Linked DNA regions of Homo sapiens: region 1 is linked to region 2. A link is a loop called in an ENCODE intact Hi-C map of the cell type or tissue named here. Cell type or tissue: heart right ventricle. All regions are shown on one strand.

Region 1 (8,000 bases), 110 kb before region 2:
TAATTTTTGTAGTTTTAGTAGAGACGGGATTTTACCACGTTGGCCAGGCTGGTCTCAAACTCTTGGGTAATCCACCCGCCTTGGCCTCTCAAAGTGCTGGGATTACAGGCACGAGCCACTGCACCCGACCTAAAACCTGTACTTATTCTAATGACCTTGGTGGCTTCCCAGTGCCCTGCAGGATCAGCTGGGGGTGGCTGGGCTGGGTTTACCTCTGTCCTGTGGTCTCTGAACTGATACTGAGCAGTGTAGCTGCTCTTGAGACTTGGAATAAGCTAGGAGGAAAAGAGAAATATTGGGACATATTTTTAACATGCTTTTAAACATCCCTGAAACATAACACAGATATATGCTGTAAGTCTACAGCAACACCCGAAGGCCAACCTCTACAGTGGGTAACTTGTTCTGAATGCCTGTGCTGGCTACGAGGAAAATGACTGGAGAGAGGAGCCAGGAAAAGCCCAGCTGCACACATTACCATGAATCTCCTCAGACAGCTTTCTAAGTGAGGAGCTGGGGTATCTGAATTGCCCCTAGGAGGCTCGTTAAGTTCTAAGAAGGTGAGCAAAATTGATTTAATATATTGTTTGTGTTAGCTAGCATATTTGTTTAAGGTTAAATTTACATAATAGTAAAGTTGTATTTTTATGTGCGTTTTGTGTATTTTTATAGTACAGTGGGGGTTCCTTATAGAATTAGTGTGCACTGGACATTCGTGGCCATTTTATAGGATTTAAGAGCAGTATTTTACATTTTAAATGATTACTGTGAATTCAGTTGTTATTTTTATTTTTCCTGCTGCATTGCTGGTAATATCTAGGTTTATCTGATGCTGAGTTTATAGTCAGAATTGTATCCCAGGATGGTGAGGCCGGCGATGTGGAGAGTTCAGCCTGGTTTACATACGGTTCACCCTGGGTTGGGGGTTGCCATAACAGTTTCATCAATAGTGGGTGCTCTCCCTCCTTAAAATGAAAAAAATAAAAAACAAAACAACCAAACTCCTTTCAAATATCTCTTTGCCCCTGCTCCCCCTCCTCCCAGGAAACAACTATAAAAACCAGACTGAGCTGAAGATTCAGTTTGTCATCTCTTTTTTTTTTTTGAGATGGTGTCTCACTCTGTCGCCCAGGCTGGAGTGCAATGGCGCAGTCTCCTCTCACTGCAACCTCTGCCTCCCAGGTTCAAGTGATTCTCCTGCCTCAGCCTCCCGAGTAGCTGAGACTACAGGAGCATGCCACCATACCCAACTAATTTTCTGTATTTTTAGTAGAGATGGGGCCTCGCCATGTTGGCCAGGCTGGTCTTGAACTCCTGACCTCAATTGATCCACCTGCCTCCCGAAGTGTTGGGATTACAGGTGTGAGCCACCGCACCCGGTCCCCAATCTCTTTGTATTTGCCATGCATGGGTAACTCTTGAGTTCCCACCTCTTGCTGATTTAAAATCTGCCACAGGCTTTCTTCCTACTTCAGCTGGCGAGCATCTAGGTGTTCTCCTCTCACTTGATTGCAATGTTTGATGTTTGGTGAGAAAAAAAAATTCCTGATGTGCAGTGTTTAATAAGCCCACATAAGGCCCTTCCCATCCCTCCACCCCAGCTTATAAGGGATCTAACAGTCATTTTGGGACAAGCCCCTAAGTCTGTTTTTTTTGTGTTGTTTTGCTTTTTAAAGTTTCACTGATGATTTGCCTTAATGCATTCCTTGGTGCCAAAGCTATGGGCTGTCTTGTCATGTGCTGCTCAGCGGTGGGGACAGCGGGCAAGTAGGGGAAAGCCAGAGCTGCTGCTTTGAGGTCACACCCCCGGTGTCACCACCAATGTTGGGAGGAAGTAGTGAATGGTTGATGAAGGGATGAACATGTCACTGTAGGAGCACACAGCAGGGAGAGGAGACATGGAGGAGAAGCACAGGGAATACCATGTGCAAGTAACTGATGGAGATAGAGGGCAGATGGAGGGCATAGGTTGGATGAGGCTGGAAATGTAGCCAAGTCACCAAAGGATGCGTAGGCCCTGCTGGGGTGTGTGGCCTCACTCTTGGTACTAAGGAGCCATGGGATGGCATGATCAGGTGGCTCAAAGCACAGAAACGCGGGCGAGAGTGTGGATGTGAATCTTGTCCTCGCAGATTCTCACTCTGTAGCTTGGGGTAGTGTTTGAACATCTTTGCTGCCAGCTCCTGGTGTGTAATAAGAAGACAATGAGGGTGACTTCCTCAAGTTGTCCTGAGGATAAACGAGTCCCCGTGTATAAGGCATCTGGTGGGGAGTAGCCATCCGTGGGGCTACCTGGGCCCGACTCGCTGTCTAGAAGCAGTAGGTTGGATGGTTGGTATTGGGGAGAGATGAGAGGCAGGGAGAACCTAGTTTGCTGGGCTTTGTGATGATTTGGGCAGGGGTTACCACAGGGGGTGGGGCCCTGTGCCACTCAGCCCTCCAAATTCCCTTGGAGGTGGGAGTATATGGCCAGGAATATTCCTGCCTGTTCCTCCACGCAGACATAAGAATGAACCCAGGCAGTGGGAGGAATAGACCTGAGAGAAATTTTAGGAGGCAGAATAACCAGGGCTTGGTGAAATTTAAGAAGCCTTATATCATCTGTTGGACAACATGATGACTCTAGTGCCTGATTGTTCTAACAGGGAGATATGTAATTGACACTCAGCTGACTAGCCTTCCTTGCAAACTAAAAGAAAATAGGCATTTAAAAAAATGTTTTTGAGCAGATTTTTTGTAGGTTTCTTTGGGGATTGGGACAGCTGTCATGGGAATATTTGCCTTCAACTTAAAGTGAGTTTCCTTGGAAGTCCATTGGGCTCTATGTCTAAACTCTAATGTTCAGAAAATTCTTTTCTGAGGTACAAAGTATTAGTCCATTGTGAAACTCTCTGTGGCAACAGAGACTCTAAACTAAATTCCACAACGGGATGGAAGCTGCTAGCAGGGGATTATCTAGTACTTGGATTTAGGAAGTTTGCAAAAACAATTCAACAAAGTCTATAAAGGCAATGGGGGACAAATAGTATTGCGTTTTTTGTGCTGCCAACCAGGTTTGTCACATGGATTAGTAATTTAGATAGGAACAGCCATGAATCACTGCTTAGAGTTTTATATTTAATTTTATCCTGGAAGCAATCTCCTTTCAAATTCTCAAGCTGTAGTTATTAATGAATTAAACATTATGAAACCCAGAGAACTACTAATTCATTTTGAAATAAGTAGACATTTAAATCTGAAGAAGAAACCTTACATTTTTTCAGTAGGGTTTAATATTTTCAAGCTGACAAAATGTGGCATGGCATTTTGTAGATATGGTTTCCCCAGAATGATTATTGGTAGGTATCCAAGTATATGTGCCGGACAATTTGGCTGCAGGTTCTAGGGGTATGATATTGTGATATAATAAGAAATATATATATTTGGTTTTCATCCTCCATTTCCTGGTACTGAGCTCCTAAAACCCTTGTAATTTCCTGGGTGATAGAGGTTAGAGGAATATCTTTTGTTTTTCATCATAAACTCCTTTTTTTTTTGAGATGGAGTTTCCCTCTTGTTGCCCAAGCTGGAGTGCAATGGCACGAGCTCAGCTCACTGCAACCTCCGCCTCCTGGGTTCAAGCGATTCTCCTGCCTCAGCCTCCTGAGTAGCTGGGATTACAGGCACGCGCCACCACGCCTGGCTAATTTTTTGTATTTTTAGTAGAAACGGGGTTTCACCATGTTAGCCAGGCTGGTCTCAGACCTCAGGTGATCCACCTGCCTCGGCAGGCGTGAGCACTGTGCCCGACCATAAACTCCTTTCAACCATACCTTGGCTTATGCTAATGAGATGACTCTTGGTGGGCTCTTAGCTGGCCTCAGAGTGCCAGCTGGTCGCCAGAGGAACCAACTCTGTGATTAGAGGGTTGTGACTTTCAGCCTCATCCCAGACCTCCTGGTAGGGAAGAAGGGCGAAAGAGGGAGTTAGTCCCCAGTGGGCAATGATTTAATCGACCATGTCTACACAGCGAAGCCTCCATCAAACCCCTAAGTGACAGGGTTCTGGTCGGTGAACACTTTGAGGAGCTGGGGGAGGGTGACGCCTCCCAAGAGGTCATGGAAGCTCTGTGCACCCAATCTTGCCCTGTGTATTTCTTCCATTTGGCTGATCTGAGTTGTATCTGTTATCATAAACCAGTAATAGCCATAAACTGTTCCTGAGTTCTGCCAGCCATTCTCACAGAGTTCTGCTAGCCGTTCTCACAAGTTACTAAACCGGAGAGGGGGTTGTGAGAAACCCCACTGATAGCCAGTCAGTCAGAAGCACAGGAGGCCTGGGACTTATGCTTGGTGTCTGAAATGGGGGCAGACTTGTGGGGCTGAGCCCCTGACCTGTGGGGTCTGTGACTCCGGGTAGTTAGGGTCAAAATGGAATTGAATTCTGGGACACCCGATTGTTGTTGGAGAGTTGGAGACTTGGTTGTTGAGGTGGAAGACACCCATGTGTTTGATGTCAGAAATGTTCTATGGGTAGAAACAGATTGTGGCTGTAAGGGGCAGGAAAGATGAAGTCAGGTTCTCCTGATGTCCAATGACTGGGTGTTTTTCAGAAAGAGAAAGATTAAAATACATGGAAAAGGCAGCCGATTAGAGCGGGAGCTCACCACCCAAGTTCCTTATCATCAGTGCTGTTCAGCTTAACCCTTTCAGTCCTGTCCTTACCTTGGACACCTGCCACTCCGCCCTGGCTCTGACTTCCTTACTCTTGTCAGGTGTTGCTTTGGGGAAGAGATTTGTCCAGTCATCAGATGTCCTCGGACATTAGTGTGTAATGCCCCCACCTCTCAAGCACTCTTCGAAGCCCAGAATCAGGAAAACGCACTTTGTACAGCATGCTAGTTGAGGACAGGCCATACGGTTACACAGGATTGCTTGAAGATTGAGAAGCACAAAAGGAGACAGAATGCAAAAGCTGAAGCCTTGGCTTTTCCAGCCTGGAAAATGTGCTTAGTTTTTTCCCCAAAGATATTAACTATTTCCATGTAAAAAGTCAGTAGAAGAATCTACAGATTGTGTCTACAGTGATGTTACCTGAACAACTGAAAAAAGTCAAGGGGCTACTTTTTTTTTTTTTTTTTTTTTGAGACGGAGTCTCACTCTGTTGCCAGGCTGGAGTGCGGTGGCACGATCGCCGCTCACTGCAACCTCCACTTCCCAGGTTCAAGTGATTCTCCTGCGTCAGCCTCCCGAGTAGCTGGGACTACAGGCGTGTGTCACCACGCCTGGCTAATTTTTTTGTATTTTTAGTAGAGATGGGATTTCACTGTGTTAGCCAGGATGGTCTTGATCTCCTGACCTGCTGATCCACCTGCCTCGGCCTTCCAAATGCTGGGATTGCAGGTGTGAGCCACCGCGCCTGGCTAAGGGACTACTTTTCAAGAGCAAATGTTTTACGGGCAACACATTTGGTTTGTTTTGGACATGGATGGCTGCCAGAACCTTTGGTTAACCTGTCTTCAAAATTTTTTTAAGATAGTATTTTGGGCTGTGTGTAGGGAAAACTCTCTGTTTTTTCTTTGTTCTCACACCACAACAATCATCAGCACACAAGTAGAGACACCAGCTGAGTATCCTCTAATTCAGTTCCAACAGTGTCTACCCAGAGATAATGTCAGAGCCCACTGATTGAGGGCTCAGTCCCCAAGACTGCCCCTACCCACACACCAATGATAAGTCTGGGCCTCCTCGGAACTTCTGACCCACCAGCTTCAAGTTGGGGTCCCCAGAACCCCCGCTTTGGCTTTGATGAATTTGCTGGAGCGGCTCACAGAACTTGGTGAAACCCCTACTTATGTTTACTGGTTTATTGTAAAAGATATTGCAAAGGATACCGATGAAGAGACACGTGGGGTGAGGGGTGGGGGACAGGGTGTGGAGCTTCTATGCCCTCCGTGGGTGCCACCCTCCAGGAACCTCAGCATGTTCAGCTGTCTGGAAGCTCCTTGAACCCTGTCCGCTTGGGTTTTTTTACCGAAGCTTCATGACACTAGCATTCCTGTCCCCAGGGCACAGGGTGGGATCCCCTCATGGAGGGTCTTAAGCCCCTCAGTCAGAAATCTTCCCTCCCACCTTTTTGAAAGCCTCTTGCTCTTCACCTCTTGCTCTTGCTTTGTCAGCTGAAGTTCTTTTCAGGATGGTCATCTCCTCTCTGGGCAGTCCCTGATCCAACTGAGCCTTAGTTTCCTCGTGTGTGAAATGGGAATGAGAATTTTTGCCGCCTCCTCTGCCACACACATTGTCATGAAGATTAAATGAGGTGGTAGACATGAAAGTACTGCATCTAGTGCCTTTCTGTAAGCATAGGAGGCAGAGAGGAGATAGGGGGGTCAGGATGGAGGAGGCAGGGCTTTGTATTAACATGTAAAAAGGGAGAAAAAAGCCTCAATTCCTACCTTTTCCCACTCATGGTCCTTCCCCAGCTTAGGACCTGAATTAGAATGTCCAGCTTCTTCTGGGAAGGAAGGTTCTTCTGAGGGCCTCAGGGAGTTGTATTCATTTTTCCAATTTAACCAAGCCACTGTGTTCCTTAGTGGTATAGTTTGGGTGTCTGAGCCCTCCAAATCTCATGTTGAAATTTAATGCCCAATGTTGGAGGTCGGGGCCTAATAGGAGATGTTTAGGTCACAGGAGCAGATCCCACTTGAGTAGATGAATGTTCTGTGGGTTGGTGAGTGAGTTCTCACTCTATTAGTTTCCATGAGGGCTGGTTGTTACAAAGAGCCTGCCTCCTCACCCTTGCTTCCTCTCTCACCATGTGATCTCTGCACATGCCAGCTTCCCTTCACCTGCTGCCATAAGTGGAAGCAGCTTGAGGCCCTCGCCAAATGCCGAGTCTTGAACCTTCTGGCCAGTGGAACTGTGAGCTACATAAACCTGTTTTCTTTATAAATTACCCAACCTCATGTATTCCTATCTAGCAACACTAAATGGACTAAGACACTAAGCGTAACATGTACAGTCATGCCTCACTTGATGACAGGGATATATTTTTAGGAATGCATCTTTGGGTGATTTTGTTATGTGAACATTATGGAGTGAGTACACTTACACAAGCCTAGGTGGTGTAGCCCAGTACACATATAGGCTATACAGTACAGCCATTGCTCCAAGGCTGCAAACCTGTACAGCATATTATTATACTGAATACTGCAAGCAATTGTAACACACACAATAAGTATTTGTTTATGCAAACATGGAAGAGATACAATAAAAATATTGTATAAAAGATAAAAAAGGTACACCTGTATAGGACACTTAGCATGAATGGAGCTTGCAGGACTGGAAGTTGCTCTGAGTGATTCAGGATGTGAGTGGTGAGTGGATGTGATGGCCTAGGACATTTCTGTACACTACTGTAGACTTTACAAACACAGTACACTTAGACTACACTCAATTTATAACAAATAGTTTTCTTCAATAATAATCTTAGCTTACTGTAACTTTTTAACTTTATAAATGTCTAAATTTTGTTTAACTTTTTGACTCTTTTTTAATAACACTTAGATTAAATCACAAATATTATACAACTGTACCAAAATATTTTTCTTTATATCCTTCTTCTGTAAGCTTTTTTTATTTGTAAAATTAATTTTTTTCTTTTACCTTTTAAACATTTTTTGTTAAAAACTAAAACACAAATACACACATTAGCCTAGGGTTACACAGGGTCAGGATTGTCAATATTACTGCCTTCCACCTCCACATCTTGTCCCATTGGAAGGTCTTCAGGGTAATACACGCATGGAGCTGTTATTTCCTGTGACAGCAGTGCCTTCTTCTGGATACCTCCTGAACCACTTGCCTGGGGCATTTTACAGTTAACTTAAAAGAAATAAGTAGGAGTACACTCTAAAATACTGATAAAAATATAGTACAGTAAATGCAGAAACCAGTAACATAGTTGTTAATTATCATTATCAAGTATTGTGTACTGTACATGATTGTGTGTGCTAGACTCTT
Region 2 (8,000 bases):
CACGAGAAAGTCTCAGGAGTTGCCCATCGTGAATGTCAATATATTAAAAATTGCTAACATGGAAAATATCAAATTCAGCTCAGGGACTTAGAGATGAGATTTGATGCTCCCAATGGGCCATATCTCCTCGGCCATTTGATCCACCAGGACTTCTTTCACTGCCCCAGCCTCTGGGTAGGAATGGTGTCTAGGGCTCTGGTATGTGGTGCTTTTGAGGGGAAGTTGAGCAATCATGCCCTGTTGTTTAAGACCATCAAAGAGATACCTCAGGGCCTTGCAAGCACCACAGCTCCCAGTGGTGCCACTTACTTCCAGGGTATTTCAGGCAATAGATAGTCTTCTGCAGTCTTGGAGATTTGCAATAGTTTTCTGCAATTACCTACCTATCATGAGATTAGTAGAATGAACAGGTCTTTCCCAGAGGGAGCTGCTGCATTCTCATCTACTCAGTGTTTGGTCCCTGACCCTAGAAGCTTCATCAAACATCACATTTCCATAAAATGCCCCATTTGGAAGAGTTTTGGTGGGAATAAAACACTCCAAATATTGGATTTTAAAAATCTCTTTATTTGCAATAGGCATCAGGAAAATAAAACTCTCTATATCAGTTAGCAGCATAGAAAAAGGAGAAATGACATTTATGGCATCCCAATGCCAGAATCATAAAGCACAGTATGGAATAGTGGATTTGGATCTGGGAAGCAATAGCTAAAAACCAACACAATTACTATTTCCAAAAACTATGGCAATAAGTGGAGCTCATAGCCTTTATGATACAATAGTACCATATTCTCTGCCAGTAGGAGTAGTTTTGGGGAAAAAAAATCTCATTTTTCACCATTAGTTACCAATGACTTTAAATATTAAGCCGAGATTATATGAAAATACCTTTACTGGCCATATGCTAATTTTCTTGTAACCATGGGGTTTTATTTAGTCTAATGTATAGACATGCCCCTTCTTGGTTGTAAATTAAGATGGCACTTTGATTTATTTATCTTAAAACCATCCTCTGTGCTGTTCATTTCTATTACACTTGAGAATTTGGAAGTGCTTTTTAGAGGTCAAGAGCAAGTCTGTGTCATCTCCTGGCGCAAATCACAAGCTGAATAACTTCTGTTCAGCTCCTTCTTTATCCAAGAGATGGGAAACCAGGGTCATGCTAGCCAGGATAATATTGAGGAGAAACAAAACAAAGCCCATCTTGGTTTTGTGTGGCACCAGCCTCCTCATCAGTACACTATAGCATTTCAGTGCTGGGTCTGAGTGTTATAAAAAATTATTTAAGAGCAAATAAAAATGCTGCTTCTGCAAATGTGAATGCCTAAATGCTAATCAAAGCTTTGCTGCAATCCTGCGGAAATGCATGATAAGATTTTCCAGCTGTCAATCATTATAATTCTGACAGCCGTAATGAGATTCTGGTTTAACGTGTACTTCTTAATAACTTGGGGCCTGGAGCAGGTGCTGTCCTCTTTAAGACAACTTGCAGATTGTCAACCAGTTTCTTCCCATCTGGTAGTGGGGAGACAGCCTCTAAAGTGGTCAAGCATGAGGGGGGTTTCATGGGCATTAGGGTCTGTAGGGTTCTGAATTCCTCTCCTCTCTACCTCCACCCATTGTTAAGGAAGAGATGAGTTTCAACTGTGACTGGTTTTAAAGAGTGACAATTTAGTACAAGATTTTCTAATAAGGAAAGGCAACATGTTTGAACTTGGAAGTTTTACTCTAATTCCCATGGAAAGATCTCCAAGAATAGAAATTACTTGTCTGTTCTCAGTAACAGAAGAATATATTTATTGTCATCTCTTTTGAGATAATGAAATGCCATTTAAATTACCCTCTCTTCCTGGTAAATCTGAGAAGAAAGCAAACTCCCTAAGTTTCCTATCATTTTGCAGAGCCTGAAACCATATCTAGTAATCACTTCAAGCCTCACTAGGGAAGAACAGCAGGTAGGAAGCTGTTTGGGATTTATAGTGCCACTTACTTCTACAGGTAAAATCGGAGTCATAAAAAGCAAGAAGAAAGAGTTCTTGAGCCCTCCAGGGTAAGTAAGGGAATATACTTTAAAATTCTGATTTTTATTACTCTAGAAAAAATAAGACACCTTAGCCCGTAGCTGGAAGACTAAACTGCATCCTTTTTCTGAGGCTGTTATTCAGTCGAGTCTCTGATTGTTCGCCTCCACTGAGCTCAGACAGATCTGGTGCTCTCTCTGCCTGACTCAGTTTCTTTACCTTTGAAGTGGAGCTAGCAACGTCAGCCAGCTTCTCACACTGCATGCAGGATCCTTAGAAATAAAAGGTATCATCTTGGAGCTCTACAGTTCTGTAACGATGACCAAGATTCACTCTGAGGGCAGAAAAATTAAAGACAAACATGTAATGCTTTTTCCAGGTTTTTTAATACCAAAATTGGTCCAGGTGATTCTCTCTGTTTCCATGTTATTTATCTTCCTCCCTTCCTATTGAAGGCGTCATATGGAGTGTTGAAGGCTGGTGGTAAGGAGGAAAAAGGAATGAACACTGAATCAGTAATATCTGAGCTTTCCCAGGCAAATCTAGTCATGACTCAGCAAGGAAGCCAAAGGAAAACATCACTGCATTACACCTGTTAGAGAAGAGGCCTGTCTGAGGCAGAGGGAAGCTCCGATTGTGAGCCGCTGTGCAAACCATTCCAAATAAAGAGAGATTTCTGACCTTTACCTCCCTCCCATCCTTCCCCCCTCAACTCTGGGAGAGAAGAGCCCTCCTCTTGGTTTTGGAGTCTTTCCTCTTCCACTTGCTACTAGCTCCTTTCCCTCCCAGCAAACATCCATGCCTCTCTCGTAAGATATAAGCAAAATTATTTGCTGAAACTTGTTACCCCTTCAAGAAAACCATATTGCTGTCCTTCCTTTCACACTGCCAGGAATGTCAGGAAAAGCATGGCTGGTGTCAGGCTCAAATCTTCACTTTCTCTTTAGCTATATGTCTCTGGGAACGTGATTTCCCCTCTCTCCCCGCCCACCCCGCCAGTTAAAACAGCAACAAAAACATTGATAATGATGCCTGCAAGAATCATGAAGCTGAAATAAGATCACGCATATAGGTGCCCAGCAAGGGACATGGCCAAGAAAAACGGAGGTCCCAGGGATTCCTCATTTCATGGCCAAATTTGCTGGAGACTGGTTGGGACCTGCCAGCTTACCTCTGCAGCTCTGCGCACGCTCTTGAGGGGCTTCTGCTTTTGCTGACCTCTAGTCCATGTAACAAGGGTAAACACTGCCTCTCCCTAGAAATCTTGCCTGCACTGGTTTCCATGACACAGCATTACCTCAGTGCAGCTTACAAAACAGCTCGCAGAATTCCTCCAAATATTTAGAGTCAAAATAGATGGCCAGTGCTCTGCCTTCAGTGCAGGAACCTGTGCTTCCTCAGAGGTCCCGCAGTTTTGGGTCTGGATCCCTAGAGCTCTGAAAACCTTATCTCGAGGGCCATCCTGAGCAGCTTTTATTCCAATGCTGGGGGGATGTGCTGTGCAAATCAGAAGCAAGTCCTGGCCTTATCCACCCAGTTGGGGGGCCACAGATTTGGTGAAGTTGTGCCTGTTACTTGGGAGGTGAGTGGGTCGGACATGAGATGGGCAGAGGACGTGTTTGGTGGTCCCTGCTCACCCCCATTCATGTTCTTGGAGTCTGTTACTCCCATTGAGTCCCACTCCATTATCCATGGGAGAAACTGAGGCACAGGTATCGAAGGGGGTGGGATGGGTAGTCACACCAGGCTGGCAGCAGCACAGCCTGGTAAAAACCTGGGCCTCTGTCTCAGTCTGGAGCGGGCTCCACTACACCTGCAGCCTGTGGACAGAGAGTCTGCAGACAACATGTCAAACTCTGTGGGTTCTCTGCAAACAAAGTTGCTTGTGGGGAGAAAGGCAGAAAGTAGAATGTTTAGGCTGACTGATGGCTGAACAGTGGGTGGAAAGAGAGGCTGGAAACTTGACTGTATAGGTGAGAGATGAGAGACTGGGGAATAAAAATAAACAAAAAGAGTAGAGAAAGAGGCCGGGCGGGGAAGGGGCCTGCAGAAAGGTGTGTGATGGGCTGGTTGGTCAGCTGCCGCTGGGCCCAGACGGAGCTGAAGGGATTTGTGTGCATGCAGAGACCGCTTATTCTGTTGTTCCACCAGAAATTGAGGGTAGGACCTGGAGTATTGCACAAAGCCCTTGCCAGCTCTAAGACTTGAAAGCAGGGCTGAGAGGGAGGGGAGGCAGGGGAAATACACTGGCCCCCTATTTCCATCGGGAGAAGGAAGCTGAGAAAACAGCAGAGGAGAAAACAGATTCGAAGACCATGAGACCTGGAAGAGATTGTTTAATTTAACCTCTTCCTCTACAAACAAGGAAGCTGCAGCCCAGGGAGGGTAAACGACATCCCAGAAGGTCACTGAGTCTTCTCCAATCCAAACGTTGCAGGTGTCTCCTCCCAAAGGGTATCTTCAAGTCCTAGCCTCCGGTCCCTGGTAATGTGACCTTGTTTCCAAACCTGATGGCTTTGAATGCCATCAAGTTAAGAGGAGGTCATGCTGGAGTGGCTGGGCCCTTAATCCAATATGACTGCTGTCCTTAGAAGAAGAGGACAAGAGACAGATGCACAGGGAAGAAGGTCACGTGACAGTACAGGCTGAGATAAGAGGGATGCATTTATAAGCAAAAAATGCCAAGGGTTGCCAGCAACCAGGAGAAGCCAGGGGAGAGACACAGGACAGACTCTCCCTCTGAGTGTCCAGAAGGAGCCAACCCTGCCAAAACTTTGATCTTGGACTTTGGCCACTAGAAGTGTGAGAGAATGCATTTCAGTTGTATTAAGCCACTCAGTTTGTGGTATTTTGTTATAGTAGCCCCAGCAGGCTAATATGCTAGGCTGGGGAAAGCATGCACGTGCCAAGTATAGAACCGCCCCTGAAATGCAGCAGAGCCCGCAATCACACTTGCTGGCTTCCTGTGGAGTCTGGATCTGCAGATGGATTCACCTTCGTATTAGTTTTTCTTGCATTGCTATAGAGAAATACCTAGGATGAGTGCAGTGGCTCAAACCTGTAATCCCATCACTTTGGGAGGCCAAGACAGGAGAATCGCATGAGCTCAGGAGTTTGAGACCAGCCTGTGCAACATGGTGAAACCCTGTCTCTACAAAGAAAGCAAACATTAGCTGGGTGTGGTGGCACGTGCTGTGGTCCCAGTGACTTGTGAGGCTGAGGTGGGAGGATCACTTGAGCCCTGGAGGCAGAGGTGCAGCTACGCTCCAGCCTGGGTGACAGAGCCAGACCCTGTCTCAAAGAAAAGAAAAGAAATATCTCAGACTGGGTAATTTTTAAAGAAAAGAGGTTTAATTGGCTTATGGTTCCTCAGGCTATACAGAAAGCATGATGCTGACACCTGCTCAGCTTCTGGGAAGGCCTCAGGAAACTTAACAGTCATAGCAGAAGGCAAAGGGGGAGTGAGCACTTCACACAGTTGGAACAGGAACAAAAGAGTGTTGGGGGGGAAGTGCTACACACTTTTAAACAACCAGATATTGCAAGAATTCCCTCACTACCACAAGAACAGCATTAAGGGGATAAAGCTAAGCCATTCATGAAGGATTCACCCCCATGATCCAATCACCTCCCACCAGGCCCCACCTCCAACACTGGGGATTAGAATTCAACATGAGATTTGGGGACACAGATCCAAATCATATCAACCATCTACCAGTGCTAGGTTAACTGGGAGGGCTGAGCAGATGTGGAGAGGTGCCAGGGGACTCAGGGGACAGGCAGAGAGAGTCGGCCTGGGCTGGGTGTTGTCACTGCCTCCTCTACAGGGCCTGCACCTGCACCACCAGGCTCTTTGCCCACTGCTGCTCCTGCCTGAGCTTCGCTTCTCAGGGGATGCACCCATGGTGCCACAGTCCTAAACACACAGGGGCTTCTGGCCCTTAACCCTCTCTGATCCTACACTCATAGCCTGCAGGGATCGCGTTGGTGCCCACCCTGGTCTCCTCTCTCTCAGCACCCTCCCTCTCCGAGGCAGCCCTGTAAACTCCCAGGATCCATCCAGTCCCTACTTGGTTCTTTACCACCTCCCACACCACTCCCTCAGTCTACCCCATTTGACCCATCTGGAAGGAGTTCAGCAAGAAGTCCCCTCCCAAATGTAGAATCCTGCCCCTCCACCAAGGCCACCTAGACTGCACATACCCTTGAGGCCTCCGCTCTGTCCTCGACACCAGCAAGGCCCCTACATTGAGGAGGTTAGAATGGAAAGCTAAGGGGCAACACCTCCTGATGTCCTAATAAGAAAAGGTGTAATTTGAATAGCTGGGGCTTCAGGAGGAGGCTCCTCAGGCCCCTCAGGGAACGGCAACTCCCTAGAGGGAAGAGTGGGGTTCCCAGCGCCCTTAGCCTGAGAGCTTTCCTTCCTTCCCTCTGTCAGGCCTTCCCAGTGTCAGGTCTCGTCCCCTCTGTTTCCACCCTTGTCACTGTATTGCCTGCTCAGGTAAGGTGTGCCCATGTGAATTCAGGCTGTTTCTTTAAGTTTAGGGGGCCTTTGTATTAAAACTGCAGATTTCTGAGATCTATACCCAGGGATGCTGCCTCAGGAGGTGAGGGGCTTGGCCTGGGATTTGCATTTTGGAACTAGCTTTCTAGTGTTTTTGCTGTGGGGTGGTCCTCAAACCCTAGACAATATTGTCCTTAGACAATCTAAACACTTCCGGTGTGGGAGATTTTGGGGACAGTGGCAGGTGATGGAGGGGACTACGTTGATGGCTCAGTCTTTCTGTGCTTCCTTTCAAGGGGGACCCCATCCGATGCCACTGGGCATTGCCCCAAACCTGGGGCCTGGGATAAGCCTTCCCAGGGGGATCTGGGCAGAGATGTGGAGATACTGCTGGCCATGGTTATGATAGTCAGGGAGGGAGTCACGCAGGGGGGCTGCACCTAGGTTGGTGTGTGGACTGGTAGAAAGTTCTCTACAGGGGACAGCAGGGAAAGAGGGAGGAAGAGGAGCCAGCAGAGGGAAAGGCAGAGGGGTCAGGGGCCTTGTGGGGCTGCAGCTTCCTCCAGATGCCTCGACGATGCCATCCACAGCTACTGGTCATGCGCAGAGCAGCTGCCCTCCTCCAGGTGGAAGCTGCTTGGCAGCACCTGGCTACGTGGGTTATCTGTGGCAAGGAGGGATCGCTTCCTACGTCAGGAGCTTGCACCTAGCTCAGAGAGGGAGAGCTAGGACAAGAAAGACAAGAAAGAAATGAAAAATCCAGCCTCTCCCCACCGGCCTTCTCTGAGTATGCCCTACCATGGTATCCGGCTGTGCTCACTCGAACCCACCTCCCAGCTCAGGAAGGAAAGATGGGGAGATCATTCCATATTACAAGGGTGGTGGAGTGGGGATGCATTCAAATTGCTCTGGCAACACTTTGCCTGTCCCTCTGTGTGGCTGGCTGCCTATCACCCACACCCAGGCAGGCCCAGACTCCCAGGGTCGGGGTGCCATGGTGGGGGAATGAGCCTCTGTCTCTGGATCACGTATTGAGAGACACCGTTGGGTGCTGCTGGGCACTTGGCATCTGCAAAGTATGCTCCACACCCCACGCAGGTGCCCTCCCCTTGATAAGGGAGGCTGAGCAAACATCTCAACATTAATCAAATACGTGACCTCAGGAGTATCTCCCGTATTCCTTCAAAAAGGAAATCTTCAAGCTCATTCCTGTTGTTAAGCCAAAAAATAGAGAATAAACAAATAAATAAATAAATAAATAAGGAGCATAAATAAAATAAAAAATAAAAATAATACATAATAAATAAATACATAAATAAAATAGGAACTCCAACAGAAATGGAAAGCAGACCACACACTTGCCTATTCAGCTACTTTTATCAGTTGCTTCGCCTCTGGCCATCTCCCACTAAAATCCGAAGCCTTGCCCAGCTATATTTAGAACCTGCGAAGAGAATTGTGTGCTGAGTTTAAAA

What was found. A loop is a pair of places that touch in the nucleus more often than their neighbours do. Peaks named below come from ENCODE experiments on the same cell type or tissue, not always from the same donor. Only the 100,000 strongest peaks of a DNase experiment are listed, where the experiment ranks them.
Region 1: a loop joins it to region 2, with 1.9 times the contacts of the local background. A loop is called at or near these places in 4 of 110 quality-filtered maps.

Annotation. Positions count from the first base shown.
Region 1 is chr18:61,860,557-61,868,556 of GRCh38, reverse strand. The region is part of intron 1 of RNF152 (ring finger protein 152); the gene reads left to right. Among named protein-coding and RNA genes, the nearest start is that of RNF152, 28 kb to the left of the region's middle. In heart right ventricle, no CTCF peak of the experiment used is centred here; no DNase peak of the experiment used is centred here; H3K27ac peaks cover 1,828 bases.
Region 2 is chr18:61,751,036-61,759,035 of GRCh38, reverse strand. It overlaps LINC01544 (long intergenic non-protein coding RNA 1544), which reads right to left. Exons shown (of 4, transcript NR_103449.1): 3 at 7,888-7,969; 4 at 4,341-7,250. It overlaps LOC124904315 (a long non-coding RNA gene), which reads right to left and starts at 3,255. Exons shown (of 2, transcript XR_007066396.1): 1 at 3,193-3,255; 2 at 2,389-2,498. In heart right ventricle, no CTCF peak of the experiment used is centred here; no DNase peak of the experiment used is centred here.